Linked DNA regions of Homo sapiens: region 2 is linked to region 1. The links are chromatin contacts, found by Hi-C in ENCODE. All regions are on one chromosome and are shown on one strand. Each heading gives the region's core, a stretch centred on a gene start or an enhancer-like site at or near the end of the contact. The rest is flanking DNA. Distances are from core to core; before and after follow the strand shown. Region 1 overlaps SP110 (SP110 nuclear body protein). Region 2 has its middle 32 kb from the start of GPR55.

The links. Hi-C counts contacts between places; a loop is a spot of excess contacts on that map. Pooled maps may share reads with other maps.
Region 2: a loop to region 1 is called in a map with no recorded cell type, with 2.8 times the contacts of the local background. The contact joins two enhancer-like sites. A Hi-C loop is called at or near these places in 2 of 37 single-sample maps with no recorded cell type and 3 of 50 pooled maps.

What each region holds. Positions count from the first base shown.
Region 1 is chr2:230,208,322-230,211,021 of GRCh38, forward strand. It overlaps SP110 (SP110 nuclear body protein), which reads right to left. Exons shown (of 19, transcript NM_080424.4): 7 at 1,610-1,687. It also overlaps a transcript of SP140 not described here. Among named protein-coding and RNA genes, the nearest start is that of SP110, 10 kb to the right of the region's middle. Within about 2 kb of position 1,275, at least 2 of the 41 ENCODE cell types and tissues checked have a DNase peak (open chromatin) inside an H3K27ac peak, as active enhancers do.
Region 2 is chr2:230,956,113-230,958,812 of GRCh38, forward strand. It overlaps a transcript of GPR55 not described here and the pseudogene COX20P2. Among named protein-coding and RNA genes, the nearest start is that of GPR55, 32 kb to the left of the region's middle. RefSeq lists a silencer at 1,456-1,555. Within about 2 kb of position 1,284, at least 3 of the 41 ENCODE cell types and tissues checked have a DNase peak (open chromatin) inside an H3K27ac peak, as active enhancers do.

The DNA.
Region 1 (2,700 bases), core at 25-2,524:
GAAGTAGTTGAAGTGAGATGAGAATCAAGAAAAAGCATTTTTTAATGAGCTGTGATACATGTAATGCAGATTCTTGTGTGAGACATACTGCTTTAATGAATACTTGAGAGAGAAGGGATCATGGATACTATAAGATGAGGCAGAAGGATTGTCTTAGAAGAGAAGGAGGGAACTCGGAGAGGAGGGAGACAGATGTAGTTAGGGTTTGTAGGACTAGCAGCACAAATAAGGGGATTCTCATCTGATATCTCCTTATGGTGCAGGAGGGAAAGTCACTGATTGAGCAAAAAGCAGGAGGTGAGGGGGTCAGAGGTTTGAAAAATAGGGCTTGAGGTTTGAAAGGATTATTGCAGGAAGTAGCATTGTCACACAGTAAGGAGAGATGATTTGTGCTGGAACCATGAAGACCAGTGAGTGCACTCTGCCCTGCTGTGGAACTCTCTCCAGCACTGCTGGCTTTCAGATGCAGTGTACAGGAAGTAGGTAAGTAGGGTCTTCCAAGACTTGCCAGAGAGTTCTAGGAAAAGGCAGAGAGGAAAGGCAGGTTTAAGATAATGGCAATAGATTACTGAAATGATGAATCTTGGACTGTGAGTTAGTGTCAATGTTAAAAAGCTGGGAAGCAAAGAAAAGCAGATGATGGCTTGGAAGGAGGAAAGGCCAGTGGACTGGTGATCCAAATGAGGTTGAAGGACAACTTCAGAGGAAACAACAAATAAATAAGCACAGAAAAATATATTTTTGATTCTTTTTCTTTTGTTAGGATTGGGCTGGGAAAGAGTGATCAGAGGTTGAATGATAGCTATAAAAGGAGAAAAGCTCAAGGACAGGTATCAAAAAAGGAATTCTGAAATTAACTGTTGGGAAATCGAGCCAGGTTTGAATGACGATAGGGTCTATAGCTTGCCTTTGGGTATGGGAGGCCAAGAATTGGTGGAGGAAAAAGTCATGGAAAATGAGAAGATGAAGGATTTGAGGGGCCAGAGTATTGGATAACAGAGTTGTCTGTTATCCGTGTGTACCCTGAAGGCATCTAGGATGATGCTGGGACTTGAAATGACAGAAAAGCAGCTTTTGAAAGGATTATTGGGGAAATTATTGGATGATATTGATGATGAGTGAGTGAACATTTTAATTGAATGGTTAAGACTCAAAGGAGAGGATCAGGGAGGAAGGGGCTGGATGGGGCCAGTAGGCAGCAAAGGACAGACATCTAACCTGTCTCTCACCATGAGGTGTGAGTGATGGATGGCAGAGAATGCCTAGCCATGTCTTAAGAGGAAGTGGGTTCCTCTCTGGGGAACCAACTTTCAGTTAAAGAGGGAAGTGCAATTAACACTCTAAGAAGTTGTGAATATAGGAGATTGATTTTTTCAGAACAGGCAATTCCAATGGCATATTTCAATACCCCCAAATGCCTTCTGGTTTCCTGATAATTTTCATAAAGGCCTTTTTGGAAGATGCAGCAAATGGAAACTGCAGAAACGAACTGTGTGTGGCATCAGGACTGTGGTCACATAGTGGTGCTCTTGACAAGATACAGTCAGAAAAACAGAAAGCAACTCTGAATTCACCCTTCTGACCTCTACAGAAGAAAGGCTTTTCTTACCTTTCTTGTCTGAAGGTGTGCTGGACACCTCCTGGGGCTCTTCTGGGTCATTTGGTTCTGGAGAATTATCTCTTATCTCTGACAAAAGAAATATAAGTCATTTCAGAGCTCAGATCCAGTGAAGAGAAAGTGCTGAGGGAAGTCAATGCAAGAACTAGAAAAGTAGAAAGTACATGCAGCCCAGGGCCGGGAATCTGCTTGCCCTAAGAATTCCCTGGCTCTGTCTTGATTTTTGCCAACTTGTGGTTATTGTTACCTGTGCGACCATCACAGGGAACTAGGGCACAACTGCCCCACAGCAGAGGCTCAGTCTGATCCTTTTAGAGAGATTATCTTATGGATGGAAGAGAAGTGAGTGAAGAAGGTGCAATGAATGGAAATTGCAGGAATAAACTGTGCTGGGTATCATGACTATAGTCACATGGTTTCTGCTCCCAGCAGCCCCTGCTCAAGGAATGAAGCTGAGAGCGGAAAGTGGTGATATTGAAATCTGATGTCCATGATGAAGGGGAATGTCTTTGCTGTATGAAAAATACATCTTATTGCTTTGACGTCTATGTGTGGATATTCTTTAACTGCTCTATCTGTGGTTATTTTACTTGGAGAAATAGTGGAGAAGGCTAAATGCCTTATATATTTCTGTATATAAGGATTGTTTGAAGAAAGCAGGAGCTAGCCTGTGCTTGCTAGCACCTGTTAACAGCAAAGACATATAAAGCTCTGCTAGTTTTTGCTGCACAAAGAAAGACAGAGAACTTGAAGCCATAACAAATAAAGGCTCATCTCACATGAAGCTGTCACCTTTTTCTTTACACACTGCATTGAGATTGGTCTCAAATGCTGGCCTGCTTAGGAATAGGTGACTGAGGCAGGTGGCAAGCAGTCATTAGATCTTTGGAATAATTTATTACCTTTCAAGTTATATTCATAATATCAACTCTTAAACTCCAAGTGATATAGAAATGACCAGGGTTGAAAGTGAAAATTCCCCACAGTCAGGTGGGGGCTTGGAAGGAGGACCATCCATGTCTGCTGCAGCAATTCACTATTAGGGCCACACAGTGTTTTTGTTCATTTGCTTTGCATTTTGA
Region 2 (2,700 bases), core at 34-2,533, 750 kb after region 1:
TTACCTGAAAGCAGGATTTTATTCCCAAATTTATTTTATTTACTTTATTTATTTATTTATTTATTTATTTGAGATAGAGTCTCACTCTGTTGCCCAGGCTGGAGTGCAGTGGTGAAATCTCAGCTCACTGCGACCTCTGCCTCCTGGGTTCAAGCAATTTTCCTGCCCCAGCCTCCCGAGTACCTGGGACTACAGACATGCACCACCACACCCAGCTAATTTTTTGTATTTTTAGTAGAGTTGGCAGTTTCACCATGTTGGCCAGGCTGGTCTCAAACTCCTGACCTCAAGTGATCCACCCGCCTCCAGCCTCCCAAAGTGTTGGGATTATAGGCATGAGCCACCACTCCTGGCAATCTTTTAATTTTTTTAAATATCAAACTTGCAGAAAAGTTGAAAATCAGTTAAACAAACACCCAATTACCCTTCACTAAATATATATACATTTTTGCTGAAGCGTTTGGAGTAAGTTGCAGACATATGCTCACTTCACCCCTAAATACTTCACCTGCAGCTCCTAAAAGAAGAACATTCCTTACATAACCCAATACCATGATCACAATGAAGAAATTTAACATTTAACATGGATACAATAATATTATCTCATAATCTGTATTTTAAAAAAATCTTTATCTTGCATTTAATCAGGGTTCATGTGTTGTATTTGACTGTTTAATACCTTTTCATCTAGAGCTGTCTCCCTACCTTTTTTCGTCTTTCATGACGTTGACATTCTTGGAGAGCCTAACGGACTATTCTGGAATCTCTATTTGCCTAATTACTGCCTCATGATGTAATTCAGATTAACCTTTTTTTTTTTTTCAGTTCTAAGATCCCCCTGTGGATGCCTGAAACTGCAGAGAGTACCAAGCCTGACTGCCGCCAATCAGAAGTAGTTTCTGTTCAGGTCTTCCACCCACGAATGTAATGCCTTTTTCGTCTTAACTAAGCACTTATCACGCACTGTGGTCATCACTTTTGCAGTCTGAGGTACAACAGCAAAACCAGCACACATTCTTTTTCTTTCTTTACAATTTCAGAATTAGAAATTTTATTCTGACCATAGATTTTTGGCAATCTCAGCAAATGATTTTGTTTCTTGAGAACTTTTGCCTTTTCGCTTAAAGGAAGCACTTGAGGTCTTCTCTTTGGCATATCCGAATTGCTGGCATCACTACGCTTGTGCTTTGGGGACATTATTTAGTAAAATAAGGGTTCCTTGAACACCGGCACTGCGATACCATGACAGTCGATCACTGACGGCCGGTGGTGTCTCCAGCATGGATACGCGGGACAGAGGGATGATTCACCTCCTGAGCAGGATGGAGCGGGACAGCGAGAGATTTCACTGCGCTGCTCAGAACAGCGCGTGATTTAAAACTTGTGAATTTGGGCGGGACGGGGAGGGGCGCGGCTGGCCGGTCTTCCTTCTCCCGCGGCGCCGGCGGTGCTGGGCGGGTGGAGGCGGGGAGTCGTCCCCGTGGCCGCCGCTCCGGAGCCCGGCGAGCCCGCGAAGGGGAAGCTCTTTAAGCTCCTAGGCATTTCAGGTGTTGAAAATATTCCCTGTGCCCGGGATTCAATATTGTATGGTTCATTAGGATCTGTTGTGGCTGGCTTTGGACTTTTTTTTTGTTAACTAGTAGAATTAGAAAATCATGTGATGTTGGAGTAGGAGGATTTATCTTGGTGACTTTGGGATGCTGGTTTCATTGTAGGTATAATTATGCAAAGCAAAGAATCCAGGAAAGAATTGCCAGAGAAGGAATTAAAAATAAGATATTATGTGAAAGTACCCATCTTGATCCTGAAAGAAAAGAAACCAAGGGCAACAGCAGCAATTGAACAATCTTGAGCATAGAAATCAGACTCCCTGAAGTCAGTGTGAACAAAGCTAAGCTCAACCACATAAAACATTTTATGTACAATAAGCTCTCAATCAAGTAAATAAAGTTTAAGTTGTAATAAATAAAGAAAGAAAGGAAGAAAATTTTTGAATTATTTGTGGAGTTTTAAATTTAACATTTTCAGGCTGTGGCTAAAACTCAGGATAGTGAAACCACACATAAGAGAGTACTACTGTTATCACATCAGCAGGCATATAATGTTAGTCTCATTATTTGTAAACCTAACTTTAAAAAATTTTTTTAAATGTTTATGGGTACAATGTAGGTGTATATATTTATGGGATATATGAGATGTTTTGATACAGACATGCAATTGTAAAATCATGGAGAATGGGGTATCCATCCCCCTCAAGCATTTATCCTCTGTGTTACAAACATTCCAATTATACTCTTTTAGTTATTGTTAAATGTTCATTTCAGTTATTATTGACTATAGTCACCCTGTTGTGCTATCAAAAGTAGGTCTTATTCATTCTTTCTATTTGTTGTACCCATTAACCATTCCTACCTCCCTCTGACAGTGCCCCCACCCCTGCAACCACCACCACTCCCCTTCCCACACTCTGGTAACCATCCTAACTGTCTACCTCCATGAGTTCGATTGTTTCCATTTTTAGATCCTACAAGTAAGTGAGAACATGCAATGTTTGTCTTTTATTTTATAAACCTAATTTCGATCATTTAGTTAAGGTGATGTCCAAAAGATCTCTCCACTGTAATTAACACATAATCTGCAAAATGGTAGTTTGGTAATGTGTAAATATCCCATACCCAAGGACCTCTCACCCTATGGCCT